3 separate regions of the Homo sapiens genome follow, and regions 2 and 3 are each linked to region 1. A link is a contact called in ENCODE Hi-C data. All regions are on one chromosome and are shown on one strand. The core of a region is the stretch at or near the end of the contact, and the rest is flanking DNA. Distances in the headings are between cores, read along the strand shown.

Evidence for each region. Hi-C counts contacts between places; a loop is a spot of excess contacts on that map. Pooled maps may share reads with other maps.
Region 2: a map with no recorded cell type shows a loop between it and region 1 (2.2-fold over the local background). The contact joins the promoter of SLC35B4 here to the enhancer-like site in region 1. A Hi-C loop is called at or near these places in 1 of 168 maps with a recorded cell type or tissue (endothelial cell of umbilical vein), 2 of 37 single-sample maps with no recorded cell type and 4 of 50 pooled maps.
Region 3: a map with no recorded cell type shows a loop between it and region 1 (4-fold over the local background). The contact joins the promoter of FLJ40288 here to the enhancer-like site in region 1. A Hi-C loop is called at or near these places in 1 of 168 maps with a recorded cell type or tissue (HCT116), 2 of 37 single-sample maps with no recorded cell type and 8 of 50 pooled maps.

Annotation. Positions count from the first base shown.
Region 1 is chr7:133,434,337-133,437,774 of GRCh38, forward strand. The region is part of intron 7 of EXOC4 (exocyst complex component 4); the gene reads left to right. Among named protein-coding and RNA genes, the nearest start is that of MIR6133, 150 kb to the left of the region's middle. Within about 2 kb of position 1,860, at least 4 of the 41 ENCODE cell types and tissues checked have a DNase peak (open chromatin) inside an H3K27ac peak, as active enhancers do.
Region 2 is chr7:134,315,302-134,318,739 of GRCh38, forward strand. SLC35B4 (solute carrier family 35 member B4) reads right to left here and starts at 1,629. Exons shown (of 10, transcript NM_032826.5): 1 at 1,374-1,629. The coding sequence starts at 1,450. RefSeq lists a silencer at 1,170-1,339 and an enhancer at 1,420-2,149.
Region 3 is chr7:132,647,164-132,650,601 of GRCh38, forward strand. FLJ40288 (Putative uncharacterized protein FLJ40288) reads left to right here and starts at 1,631. Exons shown (of 5, transcript NR_046323.1): 1 at 1,631-1,880. It also overlaps a transcript of PLXNA4 not described here.

The DNA of each region.
Region 1 (3,438 bases), core at 610-3,109:
TCTTCAAAAGAGAATACCGAAAAAGAGAAAAAAAGATATTGTGTAAAAGCTCAGAAGGTTTTCAGAATTTCCCTTTTTTGCCCATTGTAAACATGATCTTTCCCTTTGCTCTGAGCTCCCCCCTCTGGCATTAATGGTATATTTCTCTTTCTGTTACTACAAACTTCAAAGCTCCCCTCCAAGTCATTTTGCAAACTGTAAAGTAATGGTGGGGGCTGCTTTTATTTCCCAGAGTTTGTGGTGGGGGTGGACTGAGAAATGTAGAGGAACTGTTGGCAACATTTATTAACTTTTAATTTGGTGCAGAAAAAATCGGAAACCAAGTACCATACACCATTGATGTTGCTTCAAAGATACTTTGAGCTTGTTTAACCAATTTTTTAAAGCTTGTGTGCCGGACTGAAATGAGGTGCCTTTTATACAGACCTCAGGATTGTGCTGTCATAATAGATAAATCCATATGTCTCTTTGTTTTTGTAATTAAAGCTTTATCCTTCCTCTTTTTTGTCTTCAATGGCTATCTTTGTTCTGATAGAGACCGATTGCTTTATTGTAAGTAAACTCCTAACTATTGTGTGATATTCTCTTTAAAAAGAAGACTGGTGATGCCTAATTTATTTAGCACCATCTAGGAATCTGATTTTCAGTGTGGCTTAATTTTCCAGAAAATAGTCTCTCCCCTTTTAGCATTAAAGATTGTATTTTAACATCTTTAATGGAAATTTTATAAAATACATTTCTCAGATTTGGTCCTTTTGTCACAATATACTGAGCACATTCAGACTTTTTCTGGTGACTGAAGGACTGTCATTTTGAACCTGGTTAATCGATGCTTTGGTTGCACTTTTGCACACTACCCTTTATTGAATGTATTGTGATACGTCAGAGGTCATCTTGTCACATGTGAAGGCACGGACAACGTTCCATCGTGCTGAACCAGTCCCAGACTTCCATTAAAAAAAAAATCATACTTGTTCACTCTTCATACCCTCTGTCTTTTTTTTCCTTGCTTTTTGGGGGTAGGTTATCATGTCTAGCTATTGATCGTGTCTGTTTCAGACAAGCTCCTCTTGCTAAGTTGCTCAACTATTGTGGTATAAGCTGCAAAGGCAGAGAACCAAGGTGGTTAGAATTGTGTGTAGAATAAGCGACCAGAAAGCACTCTGTGGCATCATGCACATGAATTCTCAGCTATGGATTGTATAACATAAGGACATTTTGCCCCTGGAAATGTCCCTTTTTTCTTAATTCTCTCTTCCTTAGTTTCTGCTATTCTTAGTGGTCCAGGCTGCCAGGTAAATTAGGTATTCTTCTGTTAACAATGGCAGTCAAATGATACCTAAAACACCTTTATTGTAGAATTCTCTATCCTAGTCCCATCCATCTGTATTTGTGTTACTTAAGTTTTAGCTATTCCATGAAGATCCATTTCTGGGAAAAATGCTCCGTTATCTAGTGATCTGTTAATTTCTAGAAGTATCTAGGTTGAGGGTAAAGTTTTTGCCGTTTATTTTGCCACCTAGATTGTGCTGAATGGATAAGTGAATGAATATGTTTCTTTTGATACTGAAGCAAGTGGGTTTTTTCTTTTATTTTTTGTGATTAAATATTTGGTTAGTTTCTTTTTTCCTCTTAATTTGTTCTTACTTGTCCTTTATTCCTTAGAGCCACATAAGGAAGGGCAGGGGGAAAGAATTTGAATTATCTCAGTGTTTTTTTTTTTTTGTTTTTTTAAAGGAGATAGAATTTGCTCTTGCTATTCATTTCAAGAAATTGGTGATCTTGCATCAGCCGGCTTGTTTTTGAAAGATGTTTTTCTTGGCATCCATGCAAACTAACGATATGAACTGTATCAAACCCAGAGTGGCGTGGGCCTTCCTTGTACTGCCTTCTGACTTCTTCAGCTGCTATGTCTGTACTTGCCCTCCTATGTGCCCTGAGCTCTGCCCTCTGACTGAGAAGATCTAGAATTTGACTGTCCTCTTTAGGCCAGAGCTATCATTACTCATATAAATGATATTCTTTTTGAGATAGCTTTCTCCTTTCCTCTTCATTTGGCATCAAAACTAATAAATGATGAAACTAACTTCCTTTCCAGTAATTAGAACCTTTCTCTTTTTCTCTTTTTTGTCTCTCTTTTCCTGAGTGAAGGCAGTGTGGTGTTAAAAAAAAAAAAAACCCTAATATTATCCATATCTTATGGGATACTCTACTGGCATAATACTTCTTTACTAAAGCCTAGAACCATAGACTTCAGTTTTGGGGACCTGATCAAAGAAATAAGACAGACCTATGAAATAATCAGCCTCTTTAAGTATCATCACATACCCTTCGTGTGTACGAGCCAGTGGCTTTCAATTTGATTTAATCAGTGTATGGTTATTAATGTGCACTATATGGAATGCACTGTGTTCTATGCAAAAAAACTCCAAAAATGAAATCTTCATACCCTCCCCCTTTATTTTAGCTTGTAGGAAATGCATTTCTTCTGTTTTGCTTGTGTGGATAATTACTTTAGAGTAACTTATGATCTTTTCCCATGAGCTTAGTGTCAATTTCCTGGAGGCATATAATTTTATATAAATTTACCTGTTTGCCCTGTCTATAAATTGAGGATGAACTGATAAAAAAAAAATACATCTGAGTGACTATGGATGGGTTTGTGTGGGAGTGTGTGAGGATGGGAGAAACTTCCATGATTCATTAAGATATATTATGGTCATAGTAAAGGCTCATTTTAAAATTTTTTGATTTCTTTTTAAATTTTGCGTGTTATCCAAACATGTTAGAGGATTTCATTTTAAAGAAAGTACTGAAAATATTTGCCCAAATTAATATTTGTGTTCTACTTTTTTTCTCTTATAGTTTCTCAAATTTACTATATTTGTGTTACTAGAGTTTTTAGATTTTTATTCTGATTATGGCTTATGATTATCCACCAGATGTTTAAGTATTTTACCTTTTGCTATTATTTATGAGAGAAAAAAATGGACTGTAAGCTCCCTGTGGTACAATTTTCTGTTCAGAAGAAATGGAAAAGTTTGGTGGCATTCATTTTCTAGCTCATGGTCTTTTCCCATTTTCGATTATCTGGTGATCACTTACTATTTGCTCTAAACTTCAGACTAATGCTGGACAATGAAGAAGAATGCCTGTGACCTCATGGAGCTCACATCTGGATGGGAAAACAGTGCTATTGGTTTCACCACTAAAATTTTCCGTAATATTTCTTTGTTACCATTTTAAGATCGATAGGATATTTTATTATCTAATCTTTTTTCCACTTCACATCTTTTATTTCCCCGTTTTTCTGTGATGTTTCCATACTGATTGTAAATGACTCCACAAGTGTGTGCATGAATTCCCTTAAGCTCCTCTGCTTCCCATCATCCAGGCCTGCTGATTGGTATGAGTTCAGTATTGTCAAGTGTTCCCCAT
Region 2 (3,438 bases), core at 379-2,878, 880 kb after region 1:
CCAATCTTCTGCACAGGATTGTTCGGATGATCAACAGAGATACAAGTTGAGTATCTCTCATCTGAAAATCTGAACTCTGAAATGCTCTAAAAAATATGAAACTTTTTGAGCACTGATATGATGCCACAAGTGAAAATTCCACACCTGACACCTTTGCTTTCTGATAGTTCAACGTATACAAACTTTAATTCATGTACAAATTATTAAAAATATTGTATACAATTACCTTCAAGCTAAGGTTATGTGTATAAGGTGTATAAGAAACACAAATGAGTTTGTGTTTAGATTTGGGTACCATCCGTAAAATATCTCATTATGTATATGCAAATACTCCCAAATCCAAAAAAAAAACAAAAAACAAAAAACACCAAATAACACCCGTTCCCAAGCATTTCAAATGAAGGATACTCAACTTGTAATGTATAGATTCAGAAACACGAGCTAGAGAACACTATAGGTATTGTTTTACTGCCAGGAAAAGGAGCCCAAGAGAGGCTAAGTGACTTGAAGGGCTACACAGCCAGTGGACGACGGAGCCAAGAGTGAAATTCACAACCCAGCTTTTTAGTCCTGGAGGCTTTTCCACACCACCTGTTGTCTCTTCTGTTATAGCTTCTATCCACTGAACTTTGCACATTCAAAGTGACCTCAAAGAGCCCTCTCAGGTCACTTGGACCAATCTTCTACTTGCTTTTTTTTTTGTCTTTTTGCAAGCCACCTCAAAGAGCACTCTCGGGTCACGTGGACTGATCTTCTACATAAAAATCTGTTCTACCGCATCATTTATGTATGTTTGGGCAAAGTACTCATAACCATTTCCAAGGCCAATAAAGCAAATGCTTTGCAGGATGCCGTAATAAAAATAAAACTTTCTTTGCAGTATGTACAAAGTCAGACTGCTTTACAAGTCAAAAACCTTTGCTCAAGTCCAGCCTGTGCCATTTAACAGGATCGAAAAAAGAGCTAGAGTTGGATGGGAAGGAAGAGAGAGTGGTTTGGTGAAGGAACCTTGGTTCTGACACTAGCTCTCTGCCGACCTTGGACTGGTCATGTGAAAAACTCTTCAGACTTCAATACCCCCCGAGTGTGGAAAAGGGGTGACGACAGCAACACCCTGAGTCTTCCCCTCGCAGGAATGCTTTGAAACTGTTAGGCGGGACTGCCGCCGGTGCGCAGTTTTGGGAAGCAGCGGACTCAGCGGGGTCCCAGGCTGCCCAGACAGGACGGATTGCTGGGGGGCTCAGGCCGTCCTGCCCCGGGCTCCGTGGGCGGCGGGGTGGGGACAGGGCGTGGGCGCGTCCCGGGGGGACCTCTCCTCTGGCTTCCTCCGCCCCGCCCCGGGAGACCGGGTGCGGCCCGAGCGGGTCACTCACCGGGCCAGGAGCTCTAGGAAGATCACGTTACTGCAGCAGCCTGCGAACACCAGGCCCACCGCCAAGGCCGGGCGCATGGCCGGTGCAGGGTTGGGGAAGCAAGCGCACAGAGTAAGCGCCCGCCTGTACCGCTACCCCAGGAAGCCGGCCTCCTGCCTCTTCGCTGCGCAGCACATCGCACCGTCCTGGAAAGCCGCTCTCACTGGGGGCCGCCGCGGTCTCCCCTTCTCCCGCGGCCAACACCGACGCTGCCAAGAAGCTGTAGTTCGCAGTCAGCTTCGGTCCCATTCATCCGAGGGGGCGTCCGAGCCCCGGCCAGACTACATGTCCCAGGATGCCGTGCACCTTTACCTCAGGATGCGACGTTCCCGCTTCCGCCAGGCAGCTCCGCCAGAGAGGACAGGGGGACGAGGTGCCCGGCATGACTCGCGCGATAGGCGGCCGCGGGTCTTGCTGGGAAATGAAGTCCCAAAGCGTCAGTGTTTCTTGCGAGACCGCCCAGAGCGCTGAAAGTAACTCGGCCGCCAGGGTCACAACAAACTTGCTGGCAGCGGCGGCACTAGAACTACAGAGCTGTGACTGCTCGTTGGAGGTGTTCTAGCATCTGAAACAACTCTGCTTCCTGAACTGATATATATATATGTATCTTTGGTGACTCTATTATGCTGCCAGGATTAAGAACCACTGAGAATTCAAGTAAAGCAATGGCTCTCAACCACGTCTGTACATTGGAATCACTTGGAGAGCTTTAAAGATGACTGATAGCCAAGTCCCACCCCCAGCGATTCTGATTTAATTAGGCTGAGGTGCAGCCTTAAAGGTGATCTATTGATATTATCCCTAATCCTAGCTCTTTAAGGTACTCCCTTCCTTTACCTCCGTGGTTCTCAAACTTAGCTGCGCAGTCAAATCACCTGGGGGCTTTGAAAACTGCCAACGTCCAGGCTCTTCTACTGGCAAAAATGCCAATATCAGCAATCAGATCTTTAATGGTGAAAAGAAGGCATACTTCCCTCTTCTTACAGTGGAATTCTCATAGCACTTACAATCTGAGCCATTCGACTTGACTCTTACTTACTCAATGAACAAATGTTTGTTAAGCACATATTACGTACATAAGCTAGTGCGGCACTATTCTTTATTTGTAAAATAGGTATGCACACTTTATCCACCCAGCAAGACTAGTTTTTAAGGGAAACGTGTTTACACTTCCTTTCTGCTTCCCAGTGTCTACTATAAAAGGTTAGCATCACTGCTCAGTATTTTACCACATCAAATATTTCCGTTGTAATTGAATCCAACAGCAATAGCAAAGTACACGGTACAAAGCTAGGTAGGATTTTGGAATGCTATATTGTTTTTGCTATTTCCTGTGAGACACGAACATTCTGAAGTCTTTCTCGAGATCTACAAAATAGTTTGGAATGCTTTTTTCCCAGTCCGTGACTGGGAGATCACATTGGAATCATCTGAAGTACTCGTTATCGAGTGCAGATTATTGGGTCTCGCTTTAGACCTACCAAGTCAAAATCCTTGTGTATGGGTTCTAGAAACTTGTATTTTTAACAAGCACTCCACGTTCTAATTCTAATGCATTCTAGAATTTGAGAACTGCTGCCTTAAAAAGGTGAGTAGGAAGAAGAACTAACATAAATAGAAAGCCTACTACCTGTGAAATTCAGTATTTAATGAGCACCCGTCTTGAGTTTGCACAGTGCTGGCACATTAAACAATGAATTATATATACATATATACACGTATATATACCAGTTATATTCATATACACATATATACACACACACATATATATATATATATAACTGGTATATATACAGGTATATAATAGTACCAGTTCTACCTCAGACCAAGTAAAGTGGACTATCTGGGAGTGAGGCTGAAGCAATGATAATATCTCCACCTCCACTATCAATAATCCTGCCAACAGGAAGCTGGTCTGGATTTTCATCTGGATTTCATTAGAGGTGATTTCTCTTCACACAGACCTTCATTTTCCATATATGCCACTAATTTGGAAGCCCTTAAAGGATGTTCTAAACATTTCTCA
Region 3 (3,438 bases), core at 381-2,880, 790 kb before region 1:
CATTCACAAACCCACAGTCATACATTCACAAACACCCACATGCTATCATATACACACATATACACTCACACATACACTGACATACACACAGACATGCAGTCACACATATATATACATTCACAAACCCACACTGTCATACATTCACAAACACCCACATGCTATCATATACACACATATACACTCACACATACACTGACATACACACACACATGCAGTCATGCACATATACACTCTCAAGCACACACTGTCATACAATCACACTATCATACACATATGCACTCACACACTTACATACACAGTCACACATATACTCACATGTATATTCATGAACACACACTTCCATACACTCAAAAACACATGCTATCATATACACACGTACACTCACATACTCACACATATGCAGTCACACACATGCATATACATTCACAAACACATGCTGTTATCCACTCACAAACACCCACATGCTATCATACACACATACACACTCATACACTCACATACACACAGTCACACATATACTCACATACACACTCACAAACACACACAGTCACAATATACTCACATACATTCACACAAGCAATTACACACATACATATACACTCACAAACACTATCATATACACACATATACACACACAGTCACACACATACACATACACTCAAAATATACACTCATAAACACACACTATCATATACACACATACACTCACACACATCCACATTCTTCCATATATACTCACGAACACACACTGTCATACACTCACACTCATACACTTACATACACATTCACACACAGTCACATATATACTCACATAAACACTCATGAACACACAGTCATATACCCACAAACACACATATACTCACACACACACAGTCATATATATACTCACATATACACTCATGCACACACACAAACTCACAAACTCAGTGTCATATACACATATACACACATATGCACTCACACATACACTCACGTACACACACACTTATGCATACATTCAGTCACACATATACTCATGTACACTGTGTCACACACACATATGCATACACTTACACACTCACACATCGTGTATGTCCTTCTAAGCACAGAAACGCTTTCCATTTCCAACAGTATCAATAATTCCTGATTACTGAGACTAGTGACTTACAGAACCTTCCCTTTTTCCAACTCTTACCAATTTTTCAGTGACATAAAATATAGAATTTGGCCATTTCCCATGGGGCTTCAGCCAAGGGACATCACTAAGAGCTGTATCTCAGCTTTCCTCTGCCTTCACACTCTCAACAGTAATGCTGCTCAGTATCCCCAGTGATCCCTAATGAGGGGGCTCCTCCGCCCAATGCTTTTTACCTTTTCGGGGTAATTAAAGCAGAAGCATTCAAGGTTTCAGTCCCCATGTTCCCTCCTCAATCCAGCTCCAGAGGGGAAATACTGGTCTGATTGGGCTGTGTCCCAAAACGCTGGGCCACGCTACTAGTGGGCAAGATCTCCATGCATTAAGGTCTCCATGTGGTCTGCATCTCATGATTAGACTGGGGTTCTGGAATGCATTGAAACTCATCTCACAATTAGACTGGGGTTCTGGAATGCATAACCCCAGTCTAATCATGAGAATCCACCAGACAGACCCAAATTGAGGGGGATTCTACAAAATACACGACCCGCACTCTTCTAAGGTGTCAAGGTCATGAAAAACAAGACTGGAAAACCAACACAGACTGGAGGAGACTAAGAAGACCTGACAACTAAATGCCATGTGGGACCCTGGAGGGGACCCGGGAACAGTAGTAGAAGAGCTGGTGACATCTGAATGAAGTCTGTAATTTGGGTAACAGTACTGTACCAATGTTAATTTCCCTGCTCTGCCAATGCGATGAGGGGTATGTAAAAGGTTAACATTAGGGGAGGCTGGTGAAGAATACATAGGAACTGTCTACTGTCTTGACAACTTTTCTGTATATCTAAAGTTCCTTCCAACTAAAACATTTAACTACAAAAAAAAAAAAAAAAAAAAAAAAAAAAAAAAAAAGCCAGGCCTAGCCTATATTACAATGTTCACTGAGAACATGCTGCTAGCACAGACCTGGTGGTGAGTTGCTCAGGGAACGTATGCACTGTAGTCATGCACTTGCTGGTACTGTTTATTAGGTGCAGACATCCCAGATAAGAGCTGAGTTACAAGCATCCAAATCAATGACATTTTAATAAATAGTTTACATATATATATATGCACACATGCACACACACAGATGGCAATAAGAGATTTAGTCTAAGATCTGTGCAAAAACGAGTTTGCCTAGCAAAACAAATTAACATGTTGGGTTTTAAACTGTTGATATTTGGCATATAAACCATTGGAGTTTTGTTTTTTCTATTACAACCATAAAAATAGTTTTTGGATAAAATTCGAATCACTTCTGCAGAGAGAAAAGACCTGGGTCCCACAGAACAGTTAGAGAATCACTAATGCAGTCCTTTTATTTTATAGATGGGAGTCCAGACAGGCTTAACCAAGGTCACATAGCAAGTTAGGATGAGAACCTAGGTCTCCTGGTTTCTGGTTCTGAGCTCTCTGAACCTGATGAGTGAAGGACAGCTCCAGCAATGGAGCCTGAATCCCCAGACAGCCTGGTACATCACTGCAAAACAGGCAAGGCCAGGTTGGCTGGGGCAGCCGAGAGCACACGGTCCCATAGCTCATGCAGATAGGGCTGGTCAGGAAGAACACAATGGCAACTCTGAAGAGCGAGTGTCAGGCAGCAGCTCTCTAAGGAGGCCACCACAGTCCGCAGGAGGGATTGGATGGGGGATAGGGTGTGAGGCAGCTGGTGAGTGAAAGACCACCTCCAAGAGCATGGAAGAAAACTCCAGGTCTCTGCAAGAGAAGGGAACAGAAGTGCCAACACCTGGGTCCAGCTGCTCTATTGAGCTGCCTTTGTTGAAGGACTGAGTTGAACAGCAGATCTTGCCGAGGCTGCCGCTTCCTGCCATTCACACTGTCCCAGAGAAACCTTCCCTGAGCATCATGCAGTTTTCCTTTCTAGATAACTGTTATTCATAGGTAAGATTATCTGGCTCATTTGTTTAGCTGTTTAGTGTCTGCTTTCCCCCATTCAAACGTCAGCAACTTGTCTGTTTTGTTCAAGGCTGAATCCCAGCCCATAGAATAGTGCTTGGCACATAGTAGGCACTCAATAAATAGCTATTGTATAGATGAGTAAATGGACTCTTCCCATACCCGATGTGTCTCTGACCTTGTATTTTTCTACATCAGAGCTATTCCTAGATGCATCTCAGAGTCTGTTTGTCAAGAAGCAGAGGCTTTGATGGAAAAGCACTTTGCTGAGAACATCTCAGGCAGCGTTTTTCTTCTGCTTCATTTTCTCTTCCTAATGTGTGACAGGACGGCACCACTGGCTGCAAGCCATCCTGAGACCA